Regions from separate parts of the Homo sapiens genome. Here region 2 is linked to region 1. A link is a contact called in ENCODE Hi-C or POLR2A ChIA-PET data. All regions are on one chromosome and are shown on one strand. The core of a region is the stretch at or near the end of the contact, and the rest is flanking DNA. Distances in the headings are between cores, read along the strand shown.

Region 1 (7,367 bases), core at 3,318-5,817:
AGGAGATGGTACATGTAAAAGGTCCACCATCCTTGCTCAACTGGCTTTGTGGAATTGCTCCCTCTGCTCCATCCTGACGTTCTCACTGCAGCCAGTCTCTTTTTTTTTTTTTTTTTTTTGAGACGAAGTTTTGTTCTTGTTGCCCAGCCTGGAGTGCAATGGCATGATCTCGGCTCACTGCAACCTCCGCCTCCTGGGTTCAAGCGATTCTCCTGCCTCAGCCTCCCGAGTAGCTGGGATTACAGGCATGTGCCACCATGCCTGGCTAACTTTGTATTTTTAGTAGAGACGAGGTTTCTCCCTGTTGGTCAGGCTGGTCTCGAACTCCCGACCTCAGGTGATCCGCCCACCTCGGCCTCCCAAAGTGCTGGGATTACAGGCGTGAGCCATCCTGCCTGTCCTAGCCAGTCTCATCTTTTAAAAACATCAATCTCATCACATCACTCCCAGCTTAAAATCCTCTAACACCTTTCCACTACTCACAGAACAAATTCCAAGCTCTTCCCTGCAGCCTTGAAAGTGCTATAGCCTTGGCCCCTGCTCACTGCTCCTACCTCACCCCAGGGCCCTCCTCTGCTGCTCCAGCCACACTGTCCTTCCTGGACTGCATCTGACACATCAGGTTCTTCTCTGCTCCTGGCTTTGGCCTGGCAGTTCCTACTACCTGGCGTGCTCCTCCCCAGCCACCTTCCCTCAGCCTTCCGGTCTCAGCTGGGCCCTCTGCAAAGGCCTCCTGATGCTCCAGCCTAGGTTTGAGCAATTTTTCATTGCCACAGATCCCAAAACTTCTCTCCAGCACTTCATCTTCCCAATTTAATGACTCGGTTATTCAGTATTTATTCTATTATAATGATCTCTTTCCTGTGCTAGACTGTGGGCTCTGTGAAGACAGGGAATGTGTCTGGCTTGTCATCTGCATAGTCCCTAGCATAGTACCCCACATGGTACCTGACATATAACATGTGCTTGATAAATAACTGTTGACTGACCGATGCCAGAACACCCCTTACCCATGACAATGTCATTTCTAGAAGGTTCTGTCTTCAGCTTAGCTCATCTTAAAGTTAACAGATTCCCTAAAACAGCTGTTAGGTAACACTGTACCTATTCAAAATGTACCTCTTTCTAACTATTATACAAAGAAGGACCTCAACTTTGTAAAAATGCATTTATAAAAAGGCTGGCACTTTGGGAAGCTGAAGTGGGCAGATCATTTGAGGTCAGGAGTTTGAGACCAACCTGGACAACATGGTGAAACCCTGTCTCTACTAAAAATACTACAAAAATTAGCTGGGTGTGGTGGCAGGCACCTGTAATCCCAGCTACTCGGGAGGCTGAGGCAGGAGAATCTCTTGAACCCAGGAGGCAGAGGCTGCAGCGAGTTAAGATCGTGCCACTGTACTCCAGCCTGGGCAGCAGACTAAGACTCTGTCTCAAAAACAAAAATAAAATAAAATAAAAAACTGGAAGGAAATATGCCACTGTTATTAGCAATGCCCACTGCACTGGAGGAATATATAATAGATATAATTTATTTTTGCTTGCTTTTTAAACTTTTCTAGACTTCCAGAATTATCTATGATTAAGTACTGCTTTTAAAATTATTAAATATTTTAGGCCGGGCGCGGTGGCTCACGCCTGTAATCCCAGCACTTTGGGAGGCCGAGGCGGGCGGATCACGAGGTCAGGAGATTGAGACCATCCCGGCTAAAACGGTGAAACCCCGTCTCTACTAAAAATACAAAAAATTAGCCGGGCGTAGTGGCGGGCGCCTGTAGTCCCAGCTACTTGGGAGGCTGAGGCAGGAGAATGGCGTGAACCCGGGAGGCGGAGCTTGCAGTGAGCCGAGATCGCGCCACTGCACTCCAGCCTGGGCGACAGAGCGAGACTCCGTCTCAAAAAAAAAAAAAAAAAAATTATTAAATATTTTAAATGTTACATAATTGTTACATAATTGCCTCTTTTTAAGATTCAAACCTCTTCCCCCACCCTTCCTTTCCCCTCCTCATTTAGGGATCTAGGAATGACGTGAACAAGACCATGTTTACTTTCATTGTTTTAACTATACTCAGATGAATAGTAGAAAGACAGTGGTATTTGGGCCAAAGCCCTGCCATGTTTTGCTATGTGAGCTTGGATAAATTAGTTAACCTCTCTGAACCTCCCTTTTCCCATCAACAAAAGGTATTCTCCATTTTACAGAATGGCTTTTGGCAGTTACGCACATATAAAAGTTCCTAGGTCAATCAATATTAGTGTCTCTTCTTTTCTTACTCTTCTTTATTGGACACCTCCACCCCTACCCCTATCCCTAAGTTCTCCAGGTACCCAACCCTGGTCTTACCAGGCTACAAGGTCTAAAAATCCTGACAGCCTCCTTGAGACAATGGTCATGAGCCACATACTATTGTCTCCCCAAATATACATGAATGTTCACTGCAGGCTTGTTTGAAAAAACAAAAGACTGGAATCAAACCTGTGTCCAAGGCTGGGTGTGGTGGCTCACGCCTGTAATCCCAGCACAATGGGAGGCCGAGACAGGCCGATCACGAGGTCAGGAGATCGAGCCCATCCTGGCTAACACGGTGAAACCCTGTCTCTACTAAAAATACAAAAAAATTAGCCGGGCGTGGTGGTGGGTGCCTGTAGTCCCAGCTACTCAGGAGGCTGAGGCAGGAGAATGGTGTGAACCTGGGAGACGGAGCTTGCAGTGAGCCGAGATTGCGCCACTGCACTCCAGCCTGGGCAACAGAGCGACACTCCATCTCAAAAAAAAAAAAAAAAAAAAAAAAAAAAAACTTGGCAAAAGGGTTACTGATGTTATCTCAGGGCACATCAAGGATATGCCCTTGGCCAGACCCAGTGGGAACCAGTTCTACCTGACTCTTGAGTGTCCATGGGAGCCAAGAGCCTGGCACTGGTGCCAGGCATCCTTGGGTTTGAATCCCGGCTCCAACCGTGACCAAGTGCTGTGGCCACGAGCAATGGGTCTACCTCTGAGCTACAGCCTTTTCATCTGGAAAATGGGGACAATGGCAATTCTGATCTTGCACACTTATTCATTCATTCAATAAATATTTCAGAAACTACTAAATACCAGGTGCTAGTAATACACCAAGGAACAAAATAGATAAAGTTATGGCCTCATGAAACTTTCTTTTTTTTCCTTTTGAGATGGAGTTTCACTCTGTCACCCAGGCTGGAGTGCAGTGGCACAATCTCAGCTCACTGCAACCTCCACCTCCTGGGTTCAAGCGGTTCTCCTGCCTCAGCCTCCCATGTAGCCGGGACTACAGGCATGTGACACTACACCCGGCTAATTTTTGTATTTTTGGTAGAAACGGGGTTTTGCCATGTTGGCCAGGCTAGTCTCGAACTCCTGACCTCAGATAATCCGCCTGCCTCGGCCTCCCAAAGTGCTAGGATTACAGGTGTGAGCCACCGTGGCCAGCCTGTGCTAAGCATTTCACACATATTGACTCAATCCTGATAGTATAAGTACTAGTACCATGCCCATTTTACAGATATTGAGGCTTAGAGAGGCTAAATGACTTCCTCCAGATCACACGGGTAGGTGGGGCCAGGGTTCAAGCCAAGGCATCCACATCCTTCCCACCATCCCACGTTGCCACTAGGATGCCAATTCTGGGGGACACAAACCACTTTCTCTGGTTTGTTCTCTGCTTTGTCCCCGGTTCTGGCACTGTAGGCCCTCAATAAATGGTGGCTGTTATGCACTAGGTTTAAAGGAGACTGAGCTCCCCTCTAGGCACCAGCCAGGGCAATGACCCCAAGACCTCTCTTGCAGGTAAGATGCCAGGATAGTTGCAGCTTCTTTTACATTCATTGTCACGTCCCAGGAGCCCCCTGAGCCGAACGGGACTTAGCGCTGGAGTCCTACAGGTGAGAAGTGAGAAGCAGGATGCAAGCCCATGGGCAAGCTTCATGGGGACAGAATAGACAGGAGGCATCCGCCTGCCAGCTAGAGGCCAGAGTCCAGTTCCCCATTGTGCAGATGGGGCCGTTGAGGCCCAAAGGCACACAGAGAGGTGAGGTGAACTGAACCCAAATGAGGGGATACAGAAGCTGGCATGGGAGGAGTCAAAGCAAGAGGGCCAGGCTGCAAAGGTTGGAAGACCCAGAAAATGTGCAGTGGGAGCCCCAGTTCAGAGCTGGGAAGGCGCGCAAGCCAAAATCCAGCTCCCATTGCACAGATGGTGACCTCCGAGACTTAGAGACACACGAGGACTGCTCCAGGGCAAACAGCACCGCGGCATCGGACTTCGAACTCGCGCCTCTGACCCCAGGCAGGACATCCCTCAGCCCCAGCCCGGCCCGACGGCCCCACTCACACAGCCCCGTTCCGGAAGCCCTTAAGCACGGCCAACGCAGCGTGGTAGCGGCGCTTGCGCAGCAGTGCGTTGACGACTACGAGCAGAGCCCTTAGCTGCGGCGGGGCTGCCATAGTGCGGGCTGCGCGCAGGGTCGGGGTTAGGAACTGTAAGCGCACTGACAGCCGGAGGTTCCAGCTGCGCGCCCACAGCCCCTCGGTAGCGCCGCCGACTCGTGGCGTCTATAGGCTGTTTCTGCGTCACTCATGCATGGAAGACCAATCAGAGAGCGTACTTGTCTCATGGGACAATAGCACTCATCGAAATAGTTGTCTGACTGGAAGAGAAAGGAAAGCTTGTAGCCAATCACAGTGGGCTCCGCCCAAGGTCACACACGATTTGTCCAATCAGAAGGCACTTTCCCTTGGGCCATGTTGGGTTCACGAGTGGGTTTGGAAGGAGGCGTGTACTTGGAAGGAGGGCTCCTGAATGAGGAGTGGCCCTGCTTAGAGATGGGATGGGCGACAGGTGATGATACAGGGAGGAGCAGGGCCCCATCTTTATGCGAGATAGTTCTGACTGGGATATCCTTTACCATAGCGATCTTCCCAGAGTGTCAGTCACATGGCCCCTCAATGGCTTCCATGTACGTATGTATGTTTTGAGATGCAGCCTCGCTCTGTCACCCAGGCTGGAGTGCAGTGGCGCGATCTCGGCTCACTGCAACCTCCACCCCCCAGGGTTCAAGCAGTTCTCCTGCCTCAGCCTCCTGAGTAGCTGGGACTACAGGCACCCACCACCATGCCTGGCAAATTTTTTTGTATTTTTAGTAGAGACGGGGTTTCACCATGTTGGCCAGGCTGCTCTCCTGACCTCAGGTGATCCACCTGCCTCGGCCTTCCAAAGTGCTGGGATTACAGGCGTGAACCCAGCCGGCGTCCACTTATTCTTAGAATCCAAACTCCTCCCCAAGGCCCAAGAGAGAAGACCTCCTGTGATCTGGTCCGTGCCTCTCCCTCTGACCCCACGTTCCAGCACTTGCCACCTCACTGCTTCCCAGCCAAACAGCCTCCTTTCTGTTCCTTGGGCCAAGAACCCTTCTACCTCAGGGCCTTTGCACTTGCTGGTTCCCTGCTTGATATTCGCCATCCTGGGCTCTTCCCATGATGGGCTTCTTCTCATCCTTCAGGTTTCAGCTCAAATGCCACTTCATCAGAGAGACTTTCTGAGACATCCAATTTGAAGTAGCACTGTCCACTCTGACTCATTACCCTGGCTCTTTTTTTTTTTTTTTTTTTTTTAGACTGAGTCTCGGATCTATCACCCAGGCTGGAGCGCAGTAGTGTGATCTCAGCTCACTTCAACTTCTGCCTCCCAGGTTCAAGGGATTCTTCTGCCTCAGCCTCCTGAGGAGCTAGGACTACAGGTGCATGCCACCACGCCCGGCTAATTTTTGTATTTTTAGTAAAGACGGGGTTTCACCATATTGGCCAGGCTAGTCCAAACTCCCGACCTTGTGATCCGCCCGCCTCGGCCTCCCAAAGTGCTGGAATTACAAATGTGAGCCATCGTGCCCGGCCACCCTGGTTCTTATGTGTTTTTTTTTTTTATAGAACTTTTGACACTTTAGACTTGTTTACTATGTGTTCATTGTCCATTGCCCTTATCAAACTGTAAATTCTATGAAGGAAGAAATCTTATTTGTCTTGTTTTCTGCTGTAACCCCAACACTAGGCACATGGTGGGTACTCAACACTTGCTTGTTTAAGCAACACATAGTTTTGGGTTGTCATCTCTGAGAGCATTGATGGGTGACATTAACATATGATGTCACTATGTGGAGTTGTCACTGAATAACAGCTACACACTGAGTGGTGGCTGTGACTTGTGAGGGTGTCCCCTGGTACTTGGGCCATATGGTATTTACCAGTGATGTTATTTGCTCAGTGTCAGGGGACAATTTCAGAGGTCAATGAAGGAGGGAGTTGTGCTGGGCCTATTTTGTCACTGAAACTGGGTTGTCCGGGATTTTTCTTTTGTGATGGTAGGCTACTTTATTCAGTTCATCCTTCCTCTGAAGATAATGACTATGTTAGATAATATATTAAAATATCCTCTTAAAAACACTGAAGTTCCTTGGCTGGGCACAGTGGCTCATGCCTGTAATCCCAGCACTTTGGGAAGCCGAGGCGGGCGGATCACTTGAAGCCAGGAGTTCGAGACCACCCCTGACCAACATGGTGAAACCCCGTCTCTAAAAAATTAAAAAACAAAAACAAAAACAAAAAAACACTGAAGCTCTGCCAGGTGCGGTAGGTAGCTCACGCCTGTAATCCCGGCACTTTGGGAAGCCAAGGTGGGTGGATCTCTTGAGCCCAGGAGTTCAAGACCAGCCTGGGCAACATGGCGAAAACCCATCTCTACTAAAAATACAAAAATTAGCCAGGCCTGGTGGCACACACCTGTAGTCCCAACTACAGGTGCGGGAGGATCACCTGAGCCTGGAGAGGTCAACACTGCGGTGAGCGGTGATCACGCCACTGGACTCCAGCCTGGGTGACTGAGACCCTGTGTCAAACTGAAGTGCTTAAAAGTATGAGGAATGTGGCCGGGCACGGTGGCTCACGCCTTTAATCCCAGCACTTTGGGAGGGTGAGGTGGGTGGGTCACCTGGGGTCGGAGTTCGAGACGAGCCTGACCAACACAGAGAAATCCTGTCTCTACTAAAAATACAAAATTAGCCGGGCGTGGTGGCACGTGCCTGTAATCCCAGCTACTCAGGAGGCTGAAGCAGGAGAATCGCTTGAACCCGGGAGGCAGAGGTTGCAGTAAGCTGAGATCGCGCCGCTGCACTCCAGCCTGGGCAACCAGAGCGAAAGTCCATCTTTTTTTTTTTTTTTTTTGAGACGGAGTCTCGCTCTGTCGCCCAAGCTGGAATGCAGTGGTGCGATCTTGGCTCACTGCAAGCTCCACCTCCCGGGTTCACGCCATTCTCCTGCCTCAGCCTCCCGAGCAGCTGGGACTACAGGTGCCCAC
Region 2 (7,334 bases), core at 3,043-5,542, 300 kb after region 1:
CTAGGGGATGTAATTATGATCTGTGTTTTGAAGGAAGAATGAAGGGTAAGAGTTAAGCCAGGAAGGGCACTCCAGACCAGGGAACCAGCACAAACAAAAGCATAAAGATGTGTCCAGGAATTACTGGTAAAGGGGTGGGCATTAGAGCAGTACCTAACGTGTAGCAAAACAGATGGACTGCTCTGAGCCCTTATCCTTTGCCAGATTTAAGGTTGTAGTAGTAGCCATTGGATGGCAGTAATGCAGGTGCAGCAGGTAGGGAGGAGAAGATTGATTTATTAGCAAGTACCAACTGAAACTTATTTCTAGACTTCTGTGGGGGAGAAGGGAGGAAGCCTGAAGAGCAGCAGTCCTCTGTCCTCTGGGCCAGACCTGCAGAGGTGTTGTGGTTCTTGGCATTGGTTTGAAAGTTCGTCTGGCCCAGGCAAATAACCTTGCTTCTCTCATGGCAAAATCTTCTGCTTCACACAGCCTGCCCCTCCTTTCTGTGTTCTTTTACAGAAAGAAATTAATGGAATCTGTTCAAAATACCCCTGAAATGAAATTACATTTTTAACTCTAATTACCCTAATTAAAACTTGACAGCCGTAATCCTGGAATGGAAGATATGCTAAGTACCCCTTGCCTGTGACAAGCTCACTTACCCAGATGGAATGTTGTTCTGTTCTGGGTTTAGAAGAAAATTTCTTTTGGTGTTTGTTTTGTTTTTTCCATTAGCAATTTAGTCTTCCACCCCACAAATGCCCCAAGGTAGGATAGCTGTACTTGTGGACTACAGGTTTGCCCAGGACCCCTAATCTCAATAGAGGTTCCTTTGCATCCGGAGATGGAGCTCCTAATGATCCTTACTACATACCTTTGAGTTTTTTCTTCAGTTGAGGTTGAACTGCAGCCTTTCCCTCAGTGAAATCACCTGCCTTGGGGAACCAAGGATCTGTACTTGTTAGAAGGCTGTCTTCTGGTCTAGGGCTAAATACGGATTGGGGGTCAGTTTAGGGCTAGTATTTAGGATACAGTTTGAGCCCAGGGACAAGGAGGTCTAAAAATAGGATCCCTCGGCCGGGCGCAGTGGCTCACGCCTGTAATCCCACCACTTCAGGAGGTCGAGGCGGGTGGATCACTTGAGGTCAGGAGTTCAAGAGCAGCCTGGCCAAGTTGGTGAAACCCTGTCTTTACTAAAAATATTTTAAAAATTAGCCAGGCCTGGTGGTGGGCACCTGTAATCCCGGCTACTCGGGAGACTAAGGCAGGAGAATTGCTTGAACCCGAGAGGTGGAGGTTGCAGTGAGTCGAGATCATGCATCTTGCACTCCAGCCTGGGCGACACAGCGAGACTCTGTCTCAAAAGAAAAAAAAAAAGGATCCTTCTGCTCTTCACATAGCTCCAGTTCCTTTAACTCAGCACAGGTGAGAGCAACCTAGTGAGATGCCTGGTCTTGGCCTCTGCTTTAAGTGGTTACCTGGCCAGACCCGAAAACATGATGGGATGGGAGGTAGGGGCAAGCCCATAAAGCAGACTGAAGGATTCTTTGATGCTGTGGGTCGTCTCACATTTCTGCTAGAACCGAAGATCCCCATGTTCTAGTAATCTACTCAGCTTAGAAGCCTGTTCAGTAGGCAGACACTGGGTGCTCTGTTAGGTACTGCAAGGGACACAGAGTTGAGTAAGACACAGTCCCTGCTCTTGAGAAACTTAGAATTCTGGGGGAGTGGGGAGGTAGTGGTGGGTGAGGGACAACCATACACATACAAATTATGTAAGACAGAGCAAGCTTTATTCGGTAGATAGGAAGCTTGGCCGGGCGCGGTGGCTCACGCCTGTAATCCCAGCACTTTGGGAGGCCGAGGCGGGCGGATCACGAGGTCAGGAGATCGAGACCATCCCGGCTAAAACGGTGAAACCCCGTCTCTACTAAAAATACAAAAAATTAGCCGGGCGTAGTGGTGGGCGCCTGTAGTCCCAGCTACTTGGGAGGCTGAGGCAGGAGAATGGCGTGAACCCGGGAGGCGGAGCTTGCAGTGAGCCGAGATCCCGCCACTGCATTCCAGCCTGGGCAACAGAGCAAGACTCTGTCTCAAAAAAAAAGGAAGCTTGAGTGCCCACTGTGTACCAGGTTCTGAAAATAGTGTATAGACATATGAAACACAGTTCCTGTTTTTCAAGAACTCCCAGTAAATTAGATAGGCATGTGAAGGTTCACCGTAACACATGTAAGTGGAGGATGTGCTGGACAGATTACCTGGGAAGGAGGCTAGTCAGGGAACATGAGGAAGGATTAACTCCCATGGGGGTGAGGGGAGGAATCATTGGCAAAGACTTCTCCCAGGTGTTGGCATTTGGACTTGTCTCTGAGTAGATAATATTGGCAAAGGGATGGAGAAAGTCATTGAGGATGTTAGGGAACAGCATGAGGAATGGTAGAAGCTGCCAAATTACAACTCAGTGTGATTGGAGTGCAGTGTGCAGGAAAAGGATGTGGTAGAGGATGAATAAGGGTAGAGTTTAAACCATCCTGTAGGCAAAGGGGATCCACTGAGGTTACAGGACTGTGGTAGGAATAATGGATTAGTCAACAGGTGATTGGAGACAGATTAGTTAGAACATGTCAGCAAACTGGTGGGGCAAATCTAGCCCATTGCCTCTTTTGTAAAGTTTTACTGGAACACAGCCACACTCATTTGTTCATCCATGATTGCTTTTGCACTACAGTGGCAGAGTTGAATACCACGCAGACTATGGTAGCCCACAAAGCCTAATTACTATCTGATCCTATACAGAAAAAGTTTGCTGACCTGTAAGAAAGAAGGTAGTTATGCAAGTTCTGTAAGAGAAGATAAATGTCAGAACTAGGCCTGAAATGGATTGCAGGTGTTTGAAGAAGGGACATGATTTAGTAGAGAACACCTGTCCTACCTACCGCTCAAAACTATAAAAATCAAATTTGCTGAAAGTCATTGTCTTTTTCTTTTTTTTTTTTAATTAGTTTATTTTTTTTGAGACAGAGTCTCACTCAGTCACCCAGGCTGGAGTGCAGTGGTGCAATCTTGGCTCACTGCAACCTCCGCCTCCGGGGTTCAAGCGATTCTTGTGCCTCAGCTTCCCAAGTAGCTGGGATTACAGGCGTGCACCACCACGCCTGGCTAATTTTTGTATTGTTAGTAGAGATGGGGTTTTGCCATGTTGGCCAGGCTGGTCTTGAACTCCTGACCTCAAGTGATCTACCTGCCTGGACCTCCCAAAGTGCTGGGATTTACAGGCATGAGCCACTGTGCCAGGCTGAAAGTCACCGTCTTAGTCCATTTTGTGCTGCTGTAACAGAATACCATAGACTGAGTCATTTACAAACAATAGAAGTTTGTTTGGCTCATGCTTCTGGAGGCTGGGAAGTCCAAGATCAAGGGGCCGCCCGCATCTGGTGAGGGCCACGTTGCTGCATAAAAACCTGGCAGAAGGCATCACATGGTGAGAGAGAGTGGGAGGGCTGAACTCACTTTTATAATAAACCCACTCTCAAGATAGCAGACACTTTCCTGCAGTAATGACATTAATCCATTCATGAAGGCAGAGCCCTCATGCACTAATGTTGCCTCTCAGAGTCCCCTGTCTCAACATTGTTGCTTTGGGGATTAAGTTTCCAACACATGAGCTTTAGGAGACACATTCAAACCATAGCAGTCATGGCCATAAAAGGATACTTGATACACAGGCAAGTCCTGATTTGCCTTTATTAGCTGCGTGACCTTGGGCCAGTCACTTAACTCAGAAGTTCGGGTGAATATAATAAGTAGAATATGGTGAGTAGAATAAAGAAAAGACTCATCAGTCAGATCTTCCTCAGGAGACGGAACTCTTTTTAAAAAATTTGTTCTTTTAAATTTTTTTATTATTAAAAAAATTTTTTTTAATTTGTTCTTTTAAGTTTTTTTATTATTAAAAAAAAATTTTTTTTTAAATAGAGACGGGTCTTGCTCTGTTGCCCAGGCTGGTCCTCAACTCCTGGCCTCCCAAAGTGATCCTTCCACCTTGGCCTCCCAAAGTGCTGGGATTACAGGCATGAGCCACCACACTCAGCCTTCTCTTTCTTTCCTTTTTTCTTTCTTTCTTTCTTTCTTTTTTTTTTTTTTTAATAAAGACAATGTCTCACTTGGCTGCCCATGCTGGTCTCGAACTCCTGGGCTCAGGTGGTCTCCTGTCTCGGCCTGCCAAACTGCTGGGTTTATAGATGGGAGCCACCATGCACAGCCTGGACAAAGCTCTTATTCTCTTCTCTATACCTTATACCTCACCCCTAGTTTTTAAGTTTGAGGGCCCTCTAGTGGAAAAGACAGATACCGTAGAAAATCTGGATCATAGTATGAGTTGAGAAGTTGGGGATGGGTAGGCAGAAGGTTTTGATCACTCAAAGCAGCTGATGTTGTGGGTGGAGGGGCTTATGATACTTTGAGACACCCTATACCTTTCCCCTCCATAACTGTTGACACTTGTTCTGGCCAGTTTGAACTTGTTTCTGCCCCTCAACTGCCAGAGCACATAAGGCCCCTACGAAACTAAAGGCTGGCTTTATCCCTCAGTCACCTTTACCAAACAGAAACTTTGTAAGTGCCACTTGATGTCCCTATGTGCCTCTCCCTGCCACTCTACTGAGCCTCCTATGCCTCACTTCCTTTTTCCTTCAGCACTGTGCATCTGCCCTGAAGGACGGAAAAAGTACCATCTAGGGAGACCACAGTGGTGAGTTTTAAGCTCATTTCTGCCTTCAGCTTCCTATGTGACCAAAGGCAATTCATTTCATGTCTCTGGCCCTTCTGTAGGCTCCAGTGCAGATTATCTTCAGCCACTTTTTGGGACTTGGGATTTCTTCTCTAAGCCTCCAGCTTCATAGCATAGCATTTTTTCCCCCAAAGTTCCCCTCTCTTTTCAATCTAGAATATTAGTATATGCTCAAAGATCATTTGCTTGAAATTCACTACCTTCACCTGTGAGGAGAGTAGTCGTATCTGTTTTTATTGGTAGAGTTCCAGGAACTGGCAGTCAGTCTGACTGCTAGAGTGGAACAGACCCCGTCAGCAAGGCATGATGTCTCCAGGATGGGCTGTGTAGTTCAGTACAGACAAACTTTTGGCCCTGGGAATCCAAGATACAGTAGAGGAAGAAGGGCCAGGCACTAGTCTAGGCAGTTTACGTAATTTTTTCCCCTCATTTATCTTCACTATTCTGAGGTAGGTGATTTAATCACCATTTTACAAATGTGAGGACTTAAGTTTTAGAGAGTATCATTTGGTAGACAGTGACTGACTCATTGTGGATACAGGAAAACAACTGAATATTTCTTGCTCCCAAGTAGGGAAGAGTGGTAGAAGAGACAGGCAAGTGAACGGTGGTCAAAGCACCAAGGATACCCAGTTTTGGTGGGAGAGCCATGGCTTAAACCTAGGTCTATCTGCTAATTGTTTCTACTATATGCTGCCTTCCTTACAGAGGGGTGGAGAGAGCAGCAAACCCAAGTGGACATCCAGGCTGGCAAGCAGTCTCTGGACAATGGCCATTGGTGGGGAGGCCTGTCCTTGGATTTTGAGTTGGGCTTTAGTTCGAGGGGGTGGGGGTCTGAAGTCTTAAGCGGGTGACTAAGGCAGGGGCTCTCATGTGGAGCTAACCCCATTTATAGAATAAAGCACCTAATTTTGTGCACTCTAGAAAGTGAAGCCTTATGGTCAGCACTGATCATATGCTGGAGTATCACAAGAGCCCCACAGTCAGTCTATGGTATAATAGGGCCAGAACCAGTCTCCTTATTCCCAATCAGGCCACCTCTCACCTCACTCAGACTTAATACAGTATAGAATAACTTTGGAGGGGACCTCAGTGTGGAGGCTGGAACTGCAAATTTCAAGCTTACATATCAGTTTTTGAATAGGTATTCAAAAACCAATGACAGGCTGGGTGTGGTGGCTCACGCCTGTAATCCCAGCACTTTGGGAGTCCAAGGCGGGCGGATCACCTGAGATTATCAGGAGTTCGAGACCAGCCTGGCCAACATGGTCTGAGTGAGGTGAGAGGTGGCCTGATTGGGAATAAGGAGACTGGTTCTGGCCCTGCCACTGACTTCCCTCTGTGACTTTGGACAGATTCCCCTCCCTGCTCTGGTCTTACCTCCCTTTTTATAAAATGGTTGAGCCCTTCCAACTCTGGTCTCATCAGGGGCATGAAAGCCATTTTCTACACAGTCTCAGTTGCACAGAGCAGTGTCTGGTCGGAGCTTTGGTGTGTTGGTTACTGATTATAAAGCTTTAGATTCTCACTTCCAGCTCAAGAGGGGGAAGGGGAACCATCCAACTGTCTCATTAGCATGGAGAAAAGAAAACAGTAATTACTCGTGCCTCCCTTGATAATTCCTGCAGGGTTGGATCTTCTAGGGAAGGAGGAGGGGAAAACTAGAGATAGCTTCAGCTGAGAAAGGAGAAATGCTGTTAGCTGCCCAGAAAATGCAGAGGCAAGAATGATTGTCTTGCACATCTGTTGTATTCTGTGGACGTTCCTCCAGGCAGCTTGGAGACTGCCTAGATTGAGTTTCATCTATTTATGGCATGCATTATGTTCTCATACGTGAACATGGGTTGGGCTCAAGACCCCTAATGTCACCTGTCATTAAGAAACCAGCTGTCCTCTAGGGCCTACTTTTTGATACACTGGGCATCCTGACACCTGTCTTTGTTTGGGAGTATGGGAGGGTTTTACTGACCCATTTTGTGTCCTGGCTGCATTTTTTATTATGTTGTGAGGTCATTTTTTTTACCCCCACAGCAACACAGCCAGTAGTTTTATTATGCCTGGGCATAGGCAACCATACAGTAGAGCCAGTCACAAGAGTCAAGGTCAGGTATCCTTGTGAGGGGAGGAGTCTGGGAGAACTGCAAGACCATGGGGTTTAGTAAAGGCTGGGATAAGCAAGCCTTACAGAAGGGTTGAGGCAGTTTTGAGGCTGAGGGGTTAGGGGGAGCTGGAACCCAACTGTCAAATAGATTGGCAAGTTGGCTTGTGGGACAAGGGCTATTTGCCCTGTGCCTTTGCCCTGTGCCAGTCTTTTACTCCCTGTGTGTGGTCGGTTGTGAGCCCTGAAGTGCTGACTCTAGCAGAAATGCGTTGGAGGCTGCCTTCAGGGGAGCCCTGCCTGAGGGAGCCTGGAGCCATTAGGCTGAGATTATCTCCCGTGGCTGCTCACTGGTGCCTTGGTTGCCACCCCAGAGGCCTAGAGAACGCAGCTTCCCTTTCTCTTCCTCTCTCCTGAGGAAGATAACCCTTCAGCAACACGTCTCTCTCTCTCTCTCTTTTTTTT

The links. A loop is a pair of places that touch in the nucleus more often than their neighbours do. ChIA-PET counts read pairs that join two places held with the same protein, here RNA polymerase II (POLR2A). Pooled maps may share reads with other maps.
Region 2: a loop to region 1 is called in a pooled map, with 3 times the contacts of the local background. The contact joins the enhancer-like site here to the promoter of PXMP4 in region 1. A Hi-C loop is called at or near these places in 3 of 50 pooled maps. POLR2A ChIA-PET finds 5 or more read pairs at or near these places in 4 of 52 experiments (CD8-positive, alpha-beta T cell, GM10248, PC-9 and 1 more).

The regions. Positions count from the first base shown.
Region 1 is chr20:33,715,743-33,723,109 of GRCh38, forward strand. PXMP4 (peroxisomal membrane protein 4) reads right to left here and starts at 4,568. Exons shown (of 4, transcript NM_007238.5): 1 at 4,353-4,568. The coding sequence starts at 4,465. RefSeq lists an enhancer at 4,115-4,164.
Region 2 is chr20:34,017,984-34,025,317 of GRCh38, forward strand. The region is part of intron 1 of RALY (RALY heterogeneous nuclear ribonucleoprotein); the gene reads left to right. Among named protein-coding and RNA genes, the nearest start is that of RALY-AS1, 27 kb to the left of the region's middle. RefSeq lists a silencer at 7,080-7,334. Within about 2 kb of position 4,293, at least 5 of the 41 ENCODE cell types and tissues checked have a DNase peak (open chromatin) inside an H3K27ac peak, as active enhancers do.